2 separate regions of the Homo sapiens genome follow, and region 1 is linked to region 2. Evidence: chromatin contacts called from ENCODE POLR2A ChIA-PET data. All regions are on one chromosome and are shown on one strand. The core of a region is the stretch at or near the end of the contact, and the rest is flanking DNA. Distances in the headings are between cores, read along the strand shown. Region 1 overlaps ATP2A2 (ATPase sarcoplasmic/endoplasmic reticulum Ca2+ transporting 2). Region 2 overlaps ANKRD13A (ankyrin repeat domain 13A).

What was found. ChIA-PET counts read pairs that join two places held with the same protein, here RNA polymerase II (POLR2A).
Region 1: POLR2A ChIA-PET joins it to region 2 with 10 read pairs in AG04449. The contact joins two enhancer-like sites. POLR2A ChIA-PET finds 5 or more read pairs at or near these places in 2 of 52 experiments (AG04449 and GM12878).

Annotation. Positions count from the first base shown.
Region 1 is chr12:110,310,195-110,315,294 of GRCh38, reverse strand. All of the region lies in intron 5 of ATP2A2 (ATPase sarcoplasmic/endoplasmic reticulum Ca2+ transporting 2), which reads right to left. Among named protein-coding and RNA genes, the nearest start is that of ATP2A2, 31 kb to the right of the region's middle. RefSeq lists an enhancer at 583-662. Within about 2 kb of position 2,139, at least 14 of the 41 ENCODE cell types and tissues checked have a DNase peak (open chromatin) inside an H3K27ac peak, as active enhancers do.
Region 2 is chr12:110,023,172-110,028,611 of GRCh38, reverse strand. It overlaps ANKRD13A (ankyrin repeat domain 13A), which reads right to left. Exons shown (of 15, transcript NM_033121.2): 7 at 4,500-4,566; 8 at 2,789-2,870; 9 at 846-907; 10 at 1-100. Among named protein-coding and RNA genes, the nearest start is that of C12orf76, 23 kb to the left of the region's middle. RefSeq lists enhancers at 1-598, 3,609-3,678, 5,341-5,440. Within about 2 kb of position 4,036, at least 13 of the 41 ENCODE cell types and tissues checked have a DNase peak (open chromatin) inside an H3K27ac peak, as active enhancers do.

The sequences.
Region 1 (5,100 bases), core at 890-3,389, 290 kb before region 2:
CAATGTTAGAGTACTCCAGCCTACCTACCAACAGAGATTTTTATCACAAAAGAAAAATGCACGTTTAAAAGGTCAAACACCATTCTTCTTCCCCTCTTTCAACAGATATATATACAGTTAACAGTATATTGCCGGGCGCGATGGCTCACGCCTGTAATCCCAGCACTCTGGAAGGCTGAGGCAGGCGGATCACAAGGTCAGGAGAACGAGATCATCCTGGCTAACATGGTGAAACCCCGTCTCTACTAAAAATACAAAAAATTAGCCGGGCATGGTGGCGGGTGCCTGTGGTCCCAGCTACTTGGGAGGCTGAGGCAGGAGAATGGCATGAACCCAGGAGGCGGAGCTTGCAGTGAGCTGAGATCATGCCACTGCACTCCAGCCTGGGCGACAGAGCGAGACTCCATTTCCAAAAAAAAAAAAAAAAAGTGTATCTTCTGGATTTTCTGGACATCTCTTTATGTACAACATTCACTAAAACAATATTAGACCTTTTATATTTATACATACCTGTCTCATTTTAAAAAGTGGCTGTATAGTAATAATAAGCAATGAAATTTTGAGACTATTATTTCTAGACCAGGTACTGCTGGAACAGCTTCACAGGTTACTAATTCAATCTTCACAACTCTAAGGAGGGATCTATTATCTTTACTCCCTCCCTGTTTATAGATGAGGAAAATGAGACACTAAAAGGTACTTGTTCAAGGCCACAGTATTTCACAACCATACCATGAACTAAATGAATCATCCTCTATTTTTATGGCTATCTAGTTATTTCTAACATTTCCTTTTACGGTGTTACAGGGTTAACATCTTCGTCTGTTATCTTTTACTTTTGCATACAAATGTATACTCCCACCAAGTTTATGTCCCTCCTGTTTCCCCATTCTCTCAATCTTGTATTTTTCTGGCACTGATAATGCCAAGCCCTTTGTTTTACTTTTTTTTTTTTTTTCTTTTTTTGAGACAGAGTTTCACTCTTGCTGCCCAGGCTGGAGTGCAATGGCACGATATCAGCTCAGCACAAACTCTGCCTCCTGGGTTCAAGTGATTCTCTTGCCTCAGCCTCCCAAGTAGTTGGGATTACAGGCAAGCGCTACCATGCCCAGCTAATTTTGAATTTTTAGTAGAGACAGCGTTTCTCCATGTTGGTCAGGCTAGTCTCGAACTCCTGACCTCAGGTGATCTGCCCGCCTCGGCCTCCAAAGTGCTGGGATTACAGGCATGAGCCAGTGTACCCGGCCACCAAGCCCTTGGTTTTCAAAAGTTCCATTATCGGCCGGGCACAGTGGCTCATGCCTGTAATCCCAACACTTTGGGAGGCTGACGGTGGGTGGATCTCTTGAGGTCAGGAGTTCAAGACCAGCCTGGCCAACATGGTGAAACCCCGTCTCTACTAAAAAAAAAATACAAAATAGCCAGGTGGGGTGGTGCACACCTGTAATTCCAGCTAATGGGAAAGCTGAGGCAGAAGAATCGCTTGAACCCAGGAGGCAGAGGTTCCAGTGGTCCAAGATTGCACCACTGCTCTCCAGCCTGGGTGACAGAGCCGAGACTTTGTCTCAAAAAAAAAAAAAAAAAAAAAAGTTCCATTATCTTTTAATATAAAAGTTGGTCACAGTTAAATCTGCCCATCTAGGTGGTTTGGTGTTAATGCTTAGGAAAGGTGGTTCCCATGGCCAGCAGCGGTGGCTCACACCTGTAATCCCAGCACTTTGGGAGGCCAAGGCAGATGAAGCACTTGAGGTCAGGAGTTTGAGACCAGCCTGGCTAACATGGTGAAACCCCATCTCTACTAAAATATACAAAAAATTAGCCGGACATTGTGGTGGGTGCCTGTAGTCACAGCTAACGGGGAGGCTGAGGCAGGAGAATGGCGTGAACCCAGGAGGCGGAGCTTGCAGTGAGCCGAGATCATTCCACTGCACTCCAGCCTGGGCGACAGAGCGACTCCGTATCAAAAAAAAAAAAAAAAAAAAAAGGAAAGGTGGTTCCCAAACCACATGGTTTCTTCTCCTTTTTCCAAAATCTTCATCTCAGTAGCAAGAATGAAAAGGTTGGCACTTCCTGGTACTGTGACTACCACTGAATCATGGGGAGTAGAGAGGAGGTGATTACAGGAAATCAGGAAGGAAATGCCAGCCCCATGAAATCAGGTCAGGCTTCAAGATCAACTGGCCTATCATGGTCTGATGGTTGAGGAGAACTCTCATTTCTCACAGTTCTTAATGTCTTAGCTATTCTGACAGTGCTCAGGGGCTCTCAAACTCAAAAACTCTCTATGCTGATTTTTGTTTTAGACTATTTTGCTCTTCTGCTTATCCGTTTTCTAGAGTAATAATTTATACCTTGGCTTTGGAAACAGAGGTATAGCTTCCAGGATTTACAGAACAACTAAAGCAATTTTTCTTTTTTGTTTTGTTTTCTTTTTTTTTTTTTTTTGCAACAGAGTCTCGCTCTGTCCCTCAGGGTGGAATGCAGTTGTGCAATCTAGGCTCATTGCAGCTTCCATCTCCTGGGTTTAGGCGATTCTCGTGCCTCAGCCACCCAAGTAGCTAGGATTACAGGCATCCACCACCACACCCGGGTAATTTTTGTATTTTTAGTGAAGATGGGATTTCACAGTGTTGGCCAGGCTGGTCTCGAACTCCTGGGCTCAAATGATCCGCCTGCCTTGGCCTCCTAAATTGCTGGGATTACAGGCATGAGCCACCATGCCCGGCCTGTACTTCAGTTTTCAAAACTAAATAGCTAGAATCCTGAGGTGGACTTTCTGAGGAGGAGGACAAATGAACCTCCTGAAGTTGCACACAAGATTTTCAATATATGTTTTTGGGGAAGAAAGTCCATAAATTTCATTAATTCTCAAAGGGACTGTGATCTAGAAATGATTAAGATCTGCTCTAGAGCCTTGCTACTCAAATTATTGACCTGGGAGCTTATTAGAAATGCAGAATAATCAGGCCCCATTTCAGACTGAACCAATCAAAACATACATTTTAACAACATCCCCAGGTAATTCCTGCACACATGAAGTTAGAGAAACATTGATCTAAGCAGTGTGCAAAATCTTAAGGCTCCCCACCCCCCGAACTTTTTTTGGGAGACAGAGTTTTACTCTGTCTCACTCTGTCACCCAGGCTGGAGCATACTGGCACGATCTGAGCTCACTGCAGCCCTGACCTCCCAGGCTCAACTGATCCTCCCACCTCAGCCTCCCGAGAAGCAGGGACTACAGGAGCACGTCAACATGCCCAGCAAATTTTCATTTTTTATTTTTTTAGAGACGGGGTCTTTCCATGTTGCCCAGGCTGGTCTCAAACTCCTGAGCTCAAGTGAACCTCGTCTCAGCCTCCCAAAGTGCTGGCATGAGCCATGGCTCCCAGCCTCACTATGCAAGTTTTTAAAACTTTTTTTGTAAAGACAAGGTCTCAATATGTTGCCCAGGCTGGTCTCAAACTCCTGGGCTCAAGTGATCCTCCTGCCATGGCCTCCCAAAATGCTAGGATTGCAGGGATAAGCCACTGCACCCAGCCAACACCTTTTTTTTTTTTTTTTTAAACAATTCTCTTTTCATATTTTACAAAAGACTTTGGTACAGAGATTGTTGTGGCCCACAAAACCCAAAATATTAGCTGGACGCTATAGCTCACACTTATAATCCCAGCGTTTTTTTTTTTTTTTTTTTTTTTTTTTGAGATGGAGTCTCGCTCTGTCCCCCAGGCTGGAGTGCAGTGGCGCGATCTTGGCTCACTGCAACCTCTGCCCCCTGGGTTCAAGTAATTCTCCTGCCTCGGCCTACCGAGTAGCTGGGATTACGGGTTACGGGTGCCTGCCACTGCACCCGGCTAATTTTTGTATTTTTAGTAGAGACGGGGGTTTCACCATCTTGGCCAGGCTGGTCTTGAACTCCTGATCTTGTGATCCACCCGCCTCCGCCTCCCAAAGACCTGGGATTACAGGCTAAGGCAGGAGGATCACTTGAGGCCAGGAGTTCAAGACCAGCCTGAGTGACACAGTGAGACCTCATGTCTATAAACAAACGAACCAACCAACCAACCCACAAAGATAGTATGCCAACTCCTCTGCTCTACAGCAGACTGACTACTCTGTTTTGTGTTAAAGAGCATTTAATGTTTGCTAAATGTTTAAAGCCAGTCAATTCCAACCCCAACAGCTTTCTAAAAGCAAAAAAAAGTCCACATGGACTCATGGCCATACTATCTAAATCACACTTTTTAGAGCAAGAAAGCTCCTTGAAACAGTACTCCAATTACCTAATTCTGCAGAGGTTAATGTACATAGTCCAATGTCATGCAGAACTAGGATCATAATCCAGGTTCTTATATGAATCCACTCATCTATTTCACAACTCTGCCTTTTACTCAACTGCTTCAAAAGCAGTTTATACCTGCTACTAAATCTCAGTACTGCATGTTAACTGTCTGAAGTAAAAGTTTCCTTCCTTTAAATTGAAAGTTTTCTTCCTTTAAATTGCTGTCAAGTTTAAGAATTATTCTTTTTATTCCCGAGTAAATCTTGAAATTGCTGGCACCCTGTTGGCTATTAAGTCTTCATTTTAGGAAATAAAATTATCAATTTCTGTACAAGTGCTAAAGCAAATGCAATTTTAAGATTGTGTTGCTTCCACTACTTAAATCTTAAAAGATGATTCGCTCCAGAGTATATACTACAAGACAGAAGTCATCTGAGAATATTTATTTCCTGGTGCTATTCATCAACCCTGGGTTACCAAGATACATAAAGTTTGTTTTAAACAACCCTGAAAACAGTGTTCTTAAGAAGTCAATAAATAACCCCTGCGGCATATACTAGAAGCCCCAAAATTCTAAAACTAAGACTTCTAGCTGGGAATGGTGGCTCATGCCTGTAATCCCAGCACTTTGGGAGGCCAAGGGAAGAGGATCCCTTGAGCCCAGGAGTTTGAGACTAGGCTGGGTAATACAGGGAGACCTTGTCTCAAAAAAACATCCCACAAAACCATGGCCGGGCACGGTGGTTCATGCCTGTAATCCCAGCACTTTGGGAGGCCAAGGGAGGCAGATCACTTGAGGTCAGGAGTTCGAGACCAGCCTG
Region 2 (5,440 bases), core at 2,787-5,286:
TTCCAATGTCCCTGTCTTTCAGATCAAACTCTTCATTGAAGTACTCATCAGGCGTGATGGCTGTGGGGTTGTTTGCAGTAGCACATTCCGTGGTGAGGTCCTGCTGAGCCAGAACTCAGGAGAGTCAGAAATGCCAAATGATGTTCACAAGTGAAGGCCTGTGGCACTCAGTGTCTGAGGTGGACGTGTTAACCAGCTAAAGACCGGGAAGTTCTATTCACTAACTTTTTTGCATGGAACAAGAAAATCTATGAGGATATCACCAAACTACACAGGAAGTGTAATGGATTTCTTCATTTTAAAATATTTCTCTACTCTCCTTTACATTTTTATCTCCTGATTATAACAAAGAAAAAAAGAAAGAAATATCTGAAAGTGCATGAGACTTGGAAGACTTGGAGTTGAAGTTCTAGCTGTTTCCCTGTCTAGCTTTGATAGTGGAAAGGTAATTTCATTTTTCTGACCCGCAGGGACATCCACTGTACCAAGTTCATATAGTTACTGTGAGCATCAAGTAAGAAAATATTTGTTAAGGTGCTCTGTTGCAATATAAAGTCCTGAATCCTTTTTAAGTTCCATTTCTATAAAGAGGCCCCTCGTTTATAATGGATAAGAGGGAAAGCACCTGATTTCTATAATCACTACCCCTCCTCTAAAATCCTTATTTATTTTCAAAGAGTCACTCATCTAATTCTCTTCCAAAAGAGTATCTCAAATTCCAGCTTGGGGGTATCTTTGGCCTTTACATAGAGTGGGCTGTTCAGGATCCAGTAAATGCCATCCCAGACACAGACAAGTTGTTTCCTTTCATCTAACTGCAATGAAAGCTCATTGCTTCAACTTACCCCTTGTGCACCAAATTGGTGTTCCACAGTTCCCAGCAAAGATTCCAGCGGGTTCCTGTCTGCTACAGAGGGGTAGGGAGTTTAAAGTCTAATATTATATCTCACTTGTGGCTATAAAAAAAAGATCTTCATTAAAGTTTCTGGTCCAAGCTACCTCATTAGGAAATGCAATTACAGACTGGCTGATCAAATCATTCACAATAACCATAAACTAATTTATCCTTTATAGGGTGCTTTTCATGAGGATCTCTAAACTAGATAAACAGTTGTAAGAATTAAAGCAGAATAATGGGAAGAGTCTGGATTTTGGAGTGAGCCAGACCTGGATTCCAACCCCACCTTGGCCACTCGCTACCCATGTGTTCTGGGCCTCAGTTCCCTCATCTGTCAAAGTGGAGTAATGGCAATGGTGGTGGTGGTGCTGGTGAACAATTACTGCATGCTTACCACATACTGCAGGCGCCATTCTAAAGGCTTCCACGTCGTAACTCATCTAATCCTCTCAATAACTCTAAGGAAGGTTGGGTATCACCTGCATTTCACTGCTGAGGAACTAAGGCACAGAGCAGAAGTAATTTCACAAGGCCATAGAACTGGTGGGGCTGGGATGGGGCTGGGATGTGGCAACCACATGCAATGTTTTTGCTTGGACCCCAAGTTCTGTCTAAATCTTTCATCACAATAGTTTGGACTAAATCACTCATTCCAATGATAAATATTCTCAAATGTCCTTATCTCCTTTTTTGGCTGAATTCAACAATTGTTCTTGATAACACATAAACAAGCCCTCACGAATAGCTTTAATTACAGCTGAGGCCAACTATGGGGAAACACCTCCAAGAATGAGTCAGACTAAGGAAATTTTCTTTCCTTTTTCTTTTTTTTGAGACAGAGTCTAGCTCTGTCACCCAGGCTGGAGTGCAGTGGGACAATCTTGGCTCACAGCAACCTCCACCTCTGGGGTTCAAGCGATTCTCCTGCCTCAGCCTCCCCAGTAGCTGAGACTACAGGAGTGCGCCACCACGCCTGGTTAATTTTTGTATTTTTAGTAAAGATAGGGTTTCACCATATTGGCCAGGCTGGTCTCAAACTCCTGGCCTCAAGTGATCTGCCCACCTTGGCCTCCCAAAGTGTTGGGATTACAGGTGTGAGCCACCGTGCTCAGCCAGGAAATTTTTTTTTTTTTTTTGAGATGGAGTTTCACTCTTGTTGTCCAGGCTGGAGTGCAATGGCACGATCTCAGCTCACCAAAACCTCCGCCTGCCAGGTTCAAGTGATTCTCCTGCCTCAGCCTCCTGAGTAGCTGGGATTACAGCCATGGGCCACCACACCCAGCTAATTTTGTATTTTTTTTTAGCACAGATGGGGTTTCTCCATGTTGGTCAGGCTGGTCTTGAATTCCCGACCTCAGGTGACTCGCCCACATTGGCCTCCCAAAGTGTTGGGATTACAAGCATGAGCCACCGTGCCTGGCCAGAAATTTTTATAAAAAAGAAGTTAGGGGCCAGGCACGGTGGCTCACGCCTGTAATCTCAGCACTTTCGGAGGCCGAGGTGGGTGAGGATCACCTGATGTCAGGAGTTCGAGACCAGCCTGGCCAACATGGTGAAACCCCGTCTCTACTGAAAATACAAAAAATTAGCCGGGCGTGGTGGTGGGTGCTTGTAATCCCAGCTACTCAGGAGGCTGAGGCAGGAGAATCACTTGAACCCAGGAGGCAGAGGTTGCAGTGAGCCAAGGTCGTGCCACTGCACTCCAGCCTGGGTGACAGGGCGAGACTTTGCCTCAAAAAAAAAAAAAAAGAGAGAGAGAGAGAAGAAGTTAGGGTTAGGCTTAACACAACCCAATCACATTAACCCTAAACTTAACAGAGCCAACAAAGAGTTCCCTCTAGGCTTAAAAAATAACAACAAAACAGGAGGTGGGAGGGTGGTGGTGATTACCTTTATATCTCTTTTTTTCCTCCTCGGTCAGATGTTCTGTGCGTATTTTGGTGATCACATTCACATTGTTTACTGTGTAAACCTGAGAGGTGTATGCGAAAGAAAACAGTGACACAGGGAATCAAAACTCCAAAAGTAAGCACAGCAAAAGCAAGAATGCTGAAGCAAAAAACAGAAAACAATCCAGCAAAATAAAAATGAGAAATGGTTAACTATCATTAGGATCCTTCAGAGAAAGTATATAAACTATCAACTGAAAAATGCATCAGCAGTTACCTCCCATGTTTGACAGTTTTAATACTAAGGAGTTAGCAGTGACAGGCTGCATCTTCCTGCTTGCCCTGCTGTGGCTAAATAGTCTCAAACAAATGCCCTGCAATCTAGGTTTCCACCTGGGTTTCTATTAAACTAAGGTACCCAAACCAGGATCCTGTACTTCTGTTGGTAATTTTTTTTTTTTTTTTTTTTGAGACAGAGTCTCCCTCTGTTGCCCAGGCTGGAGTGCAGTGGCGTGATCTCTGCTCACTGCAGCCTCCGCCTCCTGGGTTCAAGCGATTCTCGTGCCTCAGCCTCCAGAGTAGCTGGGATTACAGGCATGTGCTACTATGACTGGTTAATTTTCGTATTTTTAGTAGAGACGGGGTTTCACCATGTTGGCCAGGCTGGTCTCAAAATCCTGGCCTCAAGTGATCTGCCTACTTGGGCCTCCCAAAGTGCTGGGATTACAGGCGTGAGCCACTGCACCCAGCCTCCGCTGGTAGTCTTGTAATACTAGTATGACTCAGACAGCCATCTGCTGGGCAGAAGAGAAAGGTATGAACACAAGGTTCTCTATAGACTTATGAGCTGTAGAGAAAACCAGCAAGTCACTATTTAAAAGGCATTCTGTGCACTGACAAAAATTATTGTAACTGCCAGAGCAAATGCTCTGTTATCAAGGATAACTGGGGAATATGGTGGTCTAGAAAATCAAACATAACAGTTAACAAAGAATTCTCTCTATATGCCACGTGAGGAGCCCCAACATTCAAAGCTGCAGAAAACACACTCAGCACTATGACAAGTGCTTCTAAATGTATCTTGCTGAGCATGACGTAAGCCTTTCTTTGCTCACTCAGAGGCCACCAGAGGACCCTGCAGCACTGGGCTCCAACACCAAAAGCCATCAATCCCTGTTGTACTGAGGGACTGAAAGGCCAGGAAACAGCTTTCCAGCTGACAAAATGCCAGATGACTGGATCAACAATCGTCTCCACTATTACAACTATGTTTTAAATGCACTGATGTCATGCAAATGGGCTGTGCGCCTGCTGATTACAATTAAGCTGATTTAACAAAAAAGAGACTCAAAAGCTACTACACAACATTTGAACACATGTGAAGTCTAATCCTTCCTCTTCCTTTTTTTTTTTTAAATAATTAAGGGAATGACTAGCTTGTCATTCCTACCAGAACAACTGGTACCTGTACTCATTTCTCTACCATATTGTTTCTCTTTAGCATAGCTACAGACCTCCTCAGGGCATGCTATCCCATTTTCTGAAAGTCAAATAAGACAAAATCAAACATCCAAGTGAGAGACACATTAGACAGTTCTCATTCCCCAGAGCATCTCCATGGCACAGATGCATGAAAAAAATGGGAACAGATTCCTCATTTGCATAGAAGCTAAATAGCTATATTAAATCTTATTTTAAGAGTTTCCTTTTACCTTTGCTTCGTAACCATTAACAACTTCTGCTTTATCTGTCCTCCAGCCCCAGAATCCGGATTTAGTTCTGATAAAAAGTGAACACCACAAATTTCTACATGTACAATATGCCATTCAGATTTATATCTGTAGCCTTTATAGTTTTTTTCCCCCCCAGCTTAAGTTAGTGAAGGACACTTGGAAATCATGGTCCTATTGTCCACAGGAGGCGGTTAGCAATGACAGATGGCTTATGCACCCTCCACCCTCCTCCCACAGTTATTAATCAATTTGCCTCACCCCAGGCATAGAAAGCCTCCAATCTTGGCTTCTTTACAAAACTGCCAGCATTGAGGACAAAGGTGGTGACATTTATTGGACAGCAGTCCCAAAGAAGTGACTGAAGATGACCAGCATCCAAGGGCTTGCCACAAGGTGGTAACCAGGTCAGAGCATTTATCTGGGTCATCTTAACTGGGGACATGCATGTCAATGGTGGGATCTCCACAAGTAGCCACATCTCACTCGAGGAATTCTTAGAACAATGAGGCACAGACCATCCTGCTCCTTACAAAAGAGCAGGTGGGCCAGGAACTCATCACTGTGGTGAGCTGCTTGGAGATGCCATTAGGTCTGCAAAATAGCTGAGTCACATGTTTGGGCAGGTTTGGTGCAGCAGGGCAAAGGATGTGAAAAACAGATTTTTTTAGCCCAGCTGTTAATTCCATCTCTGTGGAACTCCTTTTAAAGTAGCCCAGCATTCCAGTGGCAGATGCAGCATTGGTAATATGCCCAAAATCTCAGTTATTCAACTCAACATACTCCTGAAAAAAAATGTATTTAGGAACCAAAAGCAGCCAGGAGGCTCTGATTCTTTTTCAAAGCAGCTTGCCCTGGGAAACGCTCCCTCTCACAGGGGATCCCTGACCAGCCCTACCCTTTGTCTAGGACATCACATCCCA